Linked DNA regions of Homo sapiens: region 1 is linked to region 2. The links are chromatin loops, found by intact Hi-C in ENCODE. Cell type or tissue: OCI-LY7. All regions are shown on one strand. Links, peaks and the distances in the headings refer to the core of each region. The heading gives the core; the rest is flanking DNA. Region 1 has its middle 6.0 kb from the start of CDCA7. Region 2 overlaps MAP3K20 (mitogen-activated protein kinase kinase kinase 20).

Region 1 (5,383 bases), core at 128-5,127, 84 kb before region 2:
AAGCCTGAATGAGAGCACATCTGTTTACAGCGTAGTTTGCTGAATATTTTAAGCCCACTCTTGAGACCTGCTCGGAAGAAAAGATTCTTTTCAAAATATTACTGCTCATTGACAGTGCCCCTATTCACCCAAGAGCTCTAATGGAGATTGATGAATGTTTTCATGCCTGGTAACACAGCATCCATTCTGCAGTCCGTGGACCAGGGAGTAATTTTGACTTTAAAGTCTTATTATTTAAGAAATACATTTCATGGCTGGGCACGGTGGCTCATGCCTGTAATCCCAACACTTTGGTAGGCTGAGATGGGCAGATCATGAGGTCAGGAGATGGAGCAAGTAAATAATGCCTGAGGACATGGGCATCCTGGCTAATATGGTGAAACCTTGTCTCCACTAAAAATACAAAAAATTAGCAGGGTGTGGTGGTGGGCGCCTGTAGTCCCAGCTACTCGGGAGGCTGAGGCAGGAGAATGGCGTGAACCCAGAAGGCAGAGCTCGCAGCAAGCCAAGATTGCACCACTGCACTGCAGCCTGGGCAACAGAGTGAGACTCCGTCTCAAAAAAAAAAAAAAAAAAAGAAATACATTTCATAAGTCTGTAGCTGCCATAGATAGTGATTCCTCTGATGGATCTGAACAGAGTCCATTGAAAACCTTCTGAAACGGATTCATCATTCTACATACTATTGAGAAATTTGTGATTCCAGGAGTTTACATTCTAGTAGGAGAGCAGAAGTAAACAACAACAAAAAAATAGTTTCAGGTGTGCTAACTTCCGTGAAGAAAAATAAAAGCAAGGTGAAAGCTAAAGACAGGACAAGGGGAGAGAAAATGAAAGAGGTACAAATTTAAATAAGAGAAACAGAAAAGGCTTCTCTGAGAAGGTGACACCTGAGGAGGAACATGAACAAAGTCAGGAAGGAAGCTACAGGAAGAAGAGGAAAGTGCTGGTTTCAGGCACAGTACACAGCTGGCCCAAAGGCTGTAAGGCAGTGCACAGCAAGGCACACTACAGAAAGCCAGGCAAAGAGGGAGAGAGCCCAGATCATGTGGGACCTTCTTGGCCATGGGAAGAACTTTGGATTTATTCCAGATATGATGGGAAGTCATTGAAGGATTCTGAGAAAAAGAAAGACCCAATCCGACCCCATGAACTGTGTGGGTCGTAAACTGAAGGAGAGCCAAGAGTGAAAGCTGGGAGACCTATGGGCTCCTGGAGAAGCAAATGATGGCTTGGACTGGGATAGTTGTGGGGTCAGATGAAGTCAGATTTAAGATATATGATTATTATAAAAGTTAGAGCTAACTGGACTTGAGGGATGGATGGTTCATTCATATTAGCATTATGTATCATAGTAAAATACTGCAGTCAACATGCCCCTCAGAAGGGAAATGGATACATGAACAGTGGTGTATTTGTACAATGGAATCTGAACAGTAGTTCAAATTAATGGCATAGCTTACTGGCATCATTGTAGAGAAATCTTAACAGTGTTCAATGAAAAAGCAAATAGTAAAAGTGTCTGTAAAGTGTACCCTTTATGCAAATTTTAGAAACACAAAACATACCTAAGTTGGGAGAGTATAAAAACCTAGACAAGCAGAATAGCACAGAAATTAACTTAAGGTGGAAAAGATGGAGGAAAGAGGCAAGGGTGGGTCCTTTGATTCTATTATTAATGCTTTCTTCTTTTCTTTTTCTTTTTTTTTTTTTAAAAAAAGGCTGGGTCTTGCTATGTTGCCCAGGCTGGAGTGCAGTGGTGTGATCATAGCACATTACAGCCTCCAACTTCTGGCCTCAAGTGATCCTCCCACTTCAGCCTCCCACATAGCTGGGACTATGGGTGTACATAACTGCACCCAGCTATCATTAATGCTGTTAAATTAAGTTTAGCCTAAAGCCGCCTCCTTACATATTTTAAGTTCAGCCTAAAGCTTCTCCATACACAATGAACTGTAACCCAACTGGGTATATAAACAGACTAACTTACTCTTGTACCAACCACCATGTTTTGGCCAGTCAAGGGTGACCAACTGTTCAAGCTGTGTTCAAATAAGGCAAACCCTGAGCTGTAACCAATCCAGCTGTTGGTGTAATTCACTTCTGTTTTCTGTACCTCACTTTTTCTGTCCATAAATCTTTTTCCACCATGCAGCTGCTCTGGAGCCTCTCTGAACCTACTCTGGTTCAGGGGATCCCCGATTTGCAAACATTCTTTGCTCCATTAAACTGCTAAATTTAATTTGTCTAAGGTCAGTGCTTTAACAATGCTTTCTTGAAAAATAAAAACCATGGGAAGCAAATATGGCAAATTGTTAAATGTGACAAATGCCAGTGATTAGTACATGGGTGTCTTTTACATGTTTACTTTCTGTGCTTTTTTTTTTCTTTTTTTTTTTTAATCTGAAACATTTAATAATTTTAAAATATTTAAGTTTTGGAGAGTTTGTTCTGACAATCAATATCAATATATTTATTGTGTTAAATATACAGTTCCTTTACAGGGTCCTATAAATAGGAATGCAAGTTTGTCATGCAATTTTAGATGCCTCATAAAGGTTTTAAGTCACTGTATTAATCACACACTGGTAAATATTTTCATTTTAAATGAAAGACACAAAATGAATAAGCATGGAAAATCAGTGTCCAGGGAAAGATGATGGCACAGGCCACAGCAAAAGGTAAAAGGAAATGACATTTTATAAGTACATACTTACACAGACACTACTTGATATGAGGGCTGTTAATACAACAGGTACTCAGTAAATACTTATTATATTTATAAGTATTATTTGTATAATTTAATTTAATTATTTTTTAAGTTCCAGGGTAAATGTGCAGGATGTGATGTGCAGGTTTGTTACACAGGAAAATCTGTGCCATGGGTGGTTTGCTGCACCTAGCAACCCATCACCTAAGTATTAAGTCCTGCATGCATTAGCTATTTTTCCAACTAAAGTGGTTGTAGGTGGAATTTTATTTTATTTTTACATTTTTTCTTTTTTGAGACAGGGTCTCACTCTCACTCAGGCTGGAGTGCAGTGCTCAAGCCATGGCTCACTGCAGCCTCAACTTCCTGCGCTCCAGCAATCCACCTACATCAGCCTCCCAAGTAGCTGGGGCCACAGATGTAGGCCACCACATCTGGCTAATTTTTCTATTTTTTGTAGAGATGGGGGTTTCGTCATGTTGCTCAGACTGGTCTCGAACTCCTGGGCTCAAGCAATCCGCCTGCCCTGGCCCCTCAAAGTGCTGGGATTACAAGCATGAGCCACCATCCCCAGCCCTGGAATTTTAAATCTTCAAAATATTCTAAAATATCAATCTCTTGTTAAAGAGCTTTGAATTCCCTGGGCTACTACAAACCCTAAGAATTCTGTGTTTCTCTATACCTTTTATTCACCTTGCACAAAGAATTCCATTTCCTATTATTAAGTTTGAAACTTGACTGTGAGGTTCAGAGCACTTACATAATGAGGTAAGTTAAACTTCAACTCAGAATGACTGGTTTTCGGACAAAGAATGCAACCGCTAATAGCATGTATCATTTTTAGATGAGATTTAGAAACAATGCTAATGTTTCATGTGCTGCTCTCGGTCCCATGCACCCATCTCTCAGGCGGTATAACATGAACCCAAGCGCCCCTGTAAACCAGAGACCTTCAATAGACCAGATACCCCTGGAGACAAAGGGCTGGAGCAATTTCACTGTGTTTGTGGATATAGACAGTTTGCAGTCTGTCAGGTCACAAATCTCTGTTTTAAATAACCCCTAATTACAGATTTACGTCTCCAGTGCCTGCTTTCAGGATGCATAAAGGCAATATAGCTAAAAGGCCTAACGTTAGGCTTCAATTGTCAAAAGCTGCTCTGTTGGAGGGCCCAGCCCATTATCACCCTGGCTGTTTGGTTCACAAATGCTGGCTCTCCAAGCCATATTGGTATGTTTGTTTTGCATTGTATGTCAACACTGTTTTAAGTAGATCAGTTTGCTGACATCTGACACCTGATTAGAAAAAGGAATATGGAAAAATGAGTGCAAATCTGACCTTTTTTTGGCAAGAAGAAATATTTGTTTTTCCGTGGATGAACATTGTCTATTGTGAAATATATTAACTGCTAGTGTTAAAACATCATTAAACACTTTGCACAAGGGAAAGTCAAGCTTTGATTACTGAATCAGTCAGTTCCAACACTATGGAAGCTGAATTACAGCCAAAACCTAACTCAGCTTACTTCTTACCATCCACAGTTTCCCTGTCACTTGTTCACCTTTCCATAATTTCTTTTTTCCATTTGGCAAAGTTTTTGTCTGTTTTTATGTAAGAATTTTTCATTGTTTTTAATTTGATCATTTTTTTCTCTGGAAACACCCATAAAAGGTGTTAAATGTCTTTGTTCATCACTTAGGCAACTTATTCTAAATTGTCCTAGTTGTGAATTATATAAATCATTTATGTCTTCTTCAGATCTGTTCCTTTCAAGCAACTCTTTGGAAAGAGAATTGCTGCAGAGAGAAGAACTTTATTAACTAAATGGAGACTTAGGGCTCATTTGTAGGTGGTTTAATTTCTGAAGTAAACCAATGCAAGATATTGGTAGGGGGTCCCAGGGAAGAGGCTAATCTGCACATTGTCCTATCAACCTAGAATTCAAAATTAGTCCCCCAGCAGGCCTCAAAAGTTAAACACAGGGCCAGGCCCAGTGGCTCACGCCTGTAATCCCAACACTTTGGGAGGCTGAGGTGGGCGGATCACCTGAGGTCAAGAGTTCCAGACCAGCCTGGCCAACATGGTGAAACCCCATCTCTACTAAAAATACAAAAAATTAGCTGGGCGTGGTGGCAGGCATCTGTAATCCCAGCTACTCAGGAGGCTGAGGCAAGAGAACCACTTAAACCCAGAAGGCAGAGGTTGCAATGAGCTGAGATAGCACCACTACACTCCAAGTCCAACCTTGGAGACAGAGCGAGACCCTGTCTAAAAAAAATAAAATAAAATAATAAAATAAAATTTCGATCCTTTGAACATGGATAAAACTTAAAAATATTATGCTGAGTGAAATAAGCCAAGCACAAAAGGATAAATATTGCCTTATTTCACTCATATGAGGTACTTGGAATAGGCAAATTCATAGAAACAGGCCAGGCACAGTGGCTCACACCTGTAATCCTGGCACTCAGCCTGGGAGGCTGAGGTGGGTGGATTACTTGAGGTCAGTTGCCGCGAAGAAGAACCAGCACTGAGACAAAGGATTTCTCAGCAAGGCAAATTTACTTTGGCAGAAGGGTGCTGCCTGTGTCAGTCACGATCACAAGAGCACACAGAACAAAGTAGAGTAGGGATTTTTATTCGTAATGCAGATTCTACCTCTGTGTCTTTCC
Region 2 (5,383 bases), core at 167-5,166:
CAAGGCTGATATTTACTGTCTTACTCCAACAAGGATGTTGGTAATTTTAAATTTCTCTGGCTTTTAGCTTGTGATGTTATTGTCTTGCTCTGTGTCTGTTTTCTTTTAGATTTTAGATTTCTGACATCCCAAGAGGCCTTTATGGAGTGTTGTTTTATCCTCTTTGCTCCTTTGGTGAAATTTAGAAAATAGTATTTGAAAGCAGTCGCTGGGAACTTAGGAAGAGAAAGAACCACAAATCTAGGCAATTTAAATCTTTGGTTTCTGATAAATCGTAATGAATGAGATATGCATCATATTCAACATTAAATTCAGTAACTTTTTTTATTACTGAAAAATGACAAGCCAGATCAGTTCAACTCTGACCATCATACAGACACAAATATCTTACTAAAATAAATACTAAATACTAACCAGCAGGGCTGAGCCAAGGATGAGATGAGTGAGGTACCTGCCTTGGGCACAAAATTTAAGGGGACATCCAAAAAAAAGAGGGGGAAAGAAAGAAAAGAAAAAAGAAGCAACAAAAAACCTCAAACCAAAAAACTCGATAATCAAGCTAAATGATATTTTAATGCAATATTTAAAAAAATAAATGCAAAAATTATGATGAACAAAATATCAAAATGTTAAAGACAAGATCAGTAACAGTGCCTTGCCAGGCCATATTGCAGCCTCAGCCAAAAGGAAAAATCAGTAACATTCATCTTATCTTTTCCTAAAAATTTGATTTTTTTGTTGACCTCATTTTCCTTCCCCTTGTCCTGGCCCTGCTAACCAGAATATCAGTGGTTAGGGTAAAAAGATGGCATAACCTTTCCTCTAAAAATGTTCACTCAAGGCAGAAAATATGTGTAGTGATTTTCAAGCCTAGTTATGATCACTGGGTGACCAATATCCATAATTTTGGCCCTGGTTTGGCTATAGTCTCAATTAGAAGGTATTTCCCAATCCAAAAACTGGAAGTGTTGTCTTTTCGTTAATTCAATCTGAAGGGATCATATTATCAAAAACCATTACATTTCTTTTTTTTTTTTTTTTTAACCTGCTTAGAAAAGCTATGTAGTTCAATTCATCAAAAGTTTCTCCATCCACGGTGGTCCCCTCTGGCTCTCTCTTTATTGGTTTTGGCGGGAGATGGCCTGTGGGGCTTTTTCCGGTATTCCACTTTTGTCCAGCCCCCTTCGCTGACTTTGCTGTCCTCTTCACTGGCTCTTGAGTCAGTCTCAGGGTGCAAAGGCATCCCTGGTATGGTGTTGGGTTGGTGGAGGTCCCTGGGGCTTCTCTTGAAGTCAGGCGACTGGTGAGGATTGAGTGCTGACTGAGAAACCCTGTAGAACTTTCCAGGGTATCTTCCTCTTGAAGGAGTGGAATGCTGACTCTTTCCACTGTATCTTCCTCTAGGAGAAGAATTGAGTGATATACTACCACGTCCATATTTGTTCCTGCTTCTGTCTGAGTATCGACCCCTCTCTGAAGAGGTGTCAGTATTGCCACTGGAAAAGCCACTGTCCCTAGAGTTGAGATGTAGGGAAGAGAAGTTTTTGGTCAGTCCATACTGAGTAGGAGACGAGCTTCTGGACTGGTTCACAGGTGTAATCTGTTGATACTTAATGGGCACCTGGGGCCGTCTCACAGCAGCAGCGTAGGAATCCTGGCCATCAAAGTGTGAGAAGAACGGTGACCCCAGAATAGGATTGCTCTGGGAACGCTGTAAAGAAGTGTTGGATGCAATCTGCCGCATCCTCAGAGTATCTAACCACTGGCAATCAGCACCTGCGGGAGAAATGGAAATGAGCATCTTTTAAGCCACACTAAAGCTGCATGTCTAATTCATACGCCTGTCTTAGGATAATTCAGGGCTGTTTGGGATGCTCTAAGCTTTACCATTCATAGAAATTCTAGGCTATGTATAAGGACGTTTCTTTTATTACAAATACTTTAAAAAATAAGGACATTTACACTTATTCAATATATGCTATGTGCTTGGCATTGTTCCATGGGCTTTACTTACACTATCTCATTTAATCCTCTCAGTAATCTTCTTAGGTAAACACTAATAGTTTTATTCTATAAATGAGGAAGCTTGAGAGGTCAAATGACTTGCCCAAGATCACTCAGTCAATAATACCAAGTCCTTCTGCATCTAAATCCCATCTTCTTCCTACATAGTTGTGTTGTTACTTCTAGAAAGTATGTTCAGGTGGCAGGGGCATGTTTAGTAAACAAAAGGTTTGTTTTGCCACCTGCATTTTTAAAACCTCAAGGACCCTAAATGCAGATAAGAGAAATGAGGTTCCGAAGGTTGAGACAGCTAGAGATTGTTTGGAAGAAAGACCGTTCACGTGTCCACAGGAGAGATCCTGAGGCTCGGGAATAAGAAGTATTTTCAGCATAAAAAAATGAAGCTGCATTGGCAGATAGGAAGAAGTTAAGATAAAAGAAAATGGTGAATTAACAAGAACCATTTAGTAAGCTATATTTCAGTGAATAAGCAAGTTCCTCACACCTGAGATCTTTTCTGTTTTCCCCCGAGCCTGAACAACGTTACCCATGTTCTAGAGTTCCTGGGTGGTCCTCCCAGCCTCAGCTTCCTCAGCTACTCCACCCCCTGCTCACGCAGATAGTGCGCGTGGAGAGTATCAGAGCATGCACATGTCTCTGTCTCCTCACTGCCTGGGCACAGGTGACCCCGAGCTCTGAAGTGAGTGACTTGTCCAGACAATTCCAGAGACTCCTCCCAGGCTTCAGTCCATCACAATGCCTTCTTCTGTTGTTGTTGTTGTGTGTATGTGTGTATTTTATTGTGGTAAAAACCACATTTTCCATCTTAGCCATTTTTAAGCCTCTAGTTCAGTAGTGTTAGTATATTCACATTGTTGCGCGGATCTCTGTAACTGTTTCATCTTGCAACACTGAAACTCTATACCCACTAATCTCTACCTTCCTCTTTCTCCATTTCCCCTCCCTTCTCCCCTGCCCCCTGACCGCCACTTGTTAACTGTCTTCTACTTCCTGTTTCTGTGACTTTGACTACTTTACATACGTCACATGAGCAGTAGCATACAGAATCACAATGCCTTCTTTCCTCGCCTTGACTTCTCTGGAATTTTGCCTTCCAATAGAACCCTGATTTTGCTCAGTCTCCATCCCCCTCCATGTAGCCACGTGATCGGGAGAGTTGACTGCATTCTGGCTCCAGGGATCGACTTTAATTAGTTTAAGTCAGATGTGCTCATGCTATGTTTAGGAACGGACAGGTTGCTCCATTCTGGCCAAAGCAGAATTGCTGACGGGTAGTCTGTTGGGGGTTTCTAGAAAAGTTTTCCTTACTCCTATATATAAGAACAGGTAGGGACCTAACCCGTTATTTCCTCTGGGCGTTGTGATATCTTTGTGTGATGACTGTAAACAGGAGAGGAGCCGAGGGCAAAGGCAGCCTATTGAGCATGGCAGGGCAGAAAGAAGGGAAGGTTCATTCCACTCTCTGAATATGGTTGAGCCAGCTTATCTTACTGCACCTGGAGCCTGCCCTACCTCTGGGCTTCTTGTTATGGAAGATAATAAATTTTATTACAGTTTAAATCAGTGGCTTAAGGACTTTAGAGTTGTTCTTAATCACTGGGAAGGCTCCTTAAAATGCAGACTGCAGCTCCTATCCCCAGAGTTCTGATTCAGTAAGTCTGGGTTTGGGCCTGAGCATCTGGATTTCTAGCAAGTTCACAGGTGATCCCGATGCTCCTGGTCCTGGGGCCACACTTGGGGAATTATTGGAGTAAGCCAGTTGCAACTGGGTTTTCTGCTACTCGAAGCTCAAAGATAGATCTTAACTGATTGAGGTGGTATCCTCTGAGTCTTTAGATCATCTGGAAATGTCATAATTAAGTTTCTGGAATCTAGCACACATCTAATACGGGAACACTAACTTACTTGAGTCGGACCTGCTTCCAGGGTTGCCATCTGAATTGGTGAATAATGTCTGAATGGCAAGTTGGACTGCTTTCACTTCATCCTGAGGTTTTGTTCTACTCCACTGAATCGAATGGACATGTTTAGTGCTTTTTGGAGTTCTAACATCACTCTGGTAAAACAAACAAACGAAAAAGACAAAAAAAAGACAAATAGAAACATATGACCAAATAGACACACATATATAAAATGGGAAAGAAAGTCATCCAGGTTATTATATCACTTCAGTTTCACCTCTTAGAACACTATCATAATGCACTAGGAAAATATTCTGAACAGTTGGCCCAAATATGCTAATTCAATGAAAAGAAAAATTTTAACCACTTTATTTCTTAGTGGGTTATAGCACTTATTCCTTAATGGATTATAACATAAATTTCTTAGTAAACTATAGTAGCTAAAAAATATGGTTGTCTTTTCCCAGAATTTATTATATTTGACAAATCTCAACTTACCTCTTTGTTTAATAAGAAATAAAAAATTACATCTTCTATTTATAGTACTTGATGACAGCTATTTTGTTGAATAAATGAAAATCTGACCACCATGTTTGCCTAAGACTGAATTTGGATCATCAAGGAAACTGAGTGAAGGTGGTGGGGTGAATTACCTGCACGGAGGGGAAAGGGTCTCAGATGCAAAAGTGAGACAGGATCAAGAAGTAAGAAATGGGGACCAGGAAAAGGAGAGGACACTAGGTCAAGACACATTACTTTCTTGTTCTGAAATCTCCCTCCTCACTAGCTGTCACCAATCAGTGTCAATTAAAGAGTCTCCAGGATTCAATATGGTTAGGGAAATCTGTTTTAAAAAACTCTGAAGTGAAAAACCCAGACAAAAGTGGCATATCATCATGGGGTCTGAAAAAGGAGGAGGAGGGAGAGAGAAGAAGAAAAAGAGAACTGGGTGTGCTGTCTCCAAAACTGTCTAAGGCAGGCAGAGGTAGAATCTGGTTGTTCTAATTGTCCGATTACTAACAAGAGGGCTTTTCCTGGGTAGTGAGGACCAGTTAACAGGCTGTAGAGTAGTCTAGTTTCCAAGTTCCTCAAGACCAACCAGCCTCTTTTGTTTGGGTTTTGCACCTTGCAAGCAATGCTTTGACAAGTAATATAACTTCTCAGATGCCTCATCCCTGACAACCTGTGCACCCCAGCAGGTGAGGATAAATAACTGCTGTAAAACTTTTTGGCTTCCAGCCTGGATAAGTGGACTGGCCAGAGTTTGTATTGCTTTGCTTTTCTTTTTTTTTTTCTTTTTTGAGACAGTTTTGCTCTTGTCTCCTGGGCTGGAGTGCAATGGCGCAATCTCAGCTCACCACAACTTCTGCATCCAGGGTTCAAGCGATTCTCCTGCCTCAGCCTCCTGAGTAGCTGGGATTACAGGCATGCACCACCATGCCCAGCTAATTTTTGTA

What was found. Peaks named below come from ENCODE experiments on the same cell type or tissue, not always from the same donor. Only the 100,000 strongest peaks of a DNase experiment are listed, where the experiment ranks them.
Region 1: a loop joins it to region 2, with 3 times the contacts of the local background. A loop is called at or near these places in 3 of 110 quality-filtered maps.

The regions. Positions count from the first base shown.
Region 1 is chr2:173,346,151-173,351,533 of GRCh38, reverse strand. No RefSeq gene overlaps it. Among named protein-coding and RNA genes, the nearest start is that of CDCA7, 6.0 kb to the left of the region's middle. In OCI-LY7, for the core only: no CTCF peak of the experiment used is centred there; DNase peaks (open chromatin) are centred at 943 and 2,043; H3K4me3 peaks cover 1,243 bases; H3K27ac peaks cover 2,104 bases.
Region 2 is chr2:173,262,443-173,267,825 of GRCh38, reverse strand. It overlaps MAP3K20 (mitogen-activated protein kinase kinase kinase 20), which reads right to left. Exons shown (of 20, transcript NM_016653.3): 19 at 3,931-4,081; 20 at 1-1,776. The coding sequence ends at 1,076. All of the region lies in intron 2 of MAP3K20-AS1 (MAP3K20 antisense RNA 1), which reads left to right. Among named protein-coding and RNA genes, the nearest start is that of MAP3K20-AS1, 17 kb to the left of the region's middle. RefSeq lists an enhancer at 2,847-3,354. In OCI-LY7, for the core only: no CTCF peak of the experiment used is centred there; a DNase peak (open chromatin) is centred at 2,995; H3K4me3 peaks cover 1,000 bases; H3K27ac peaks cover 1,034 bases.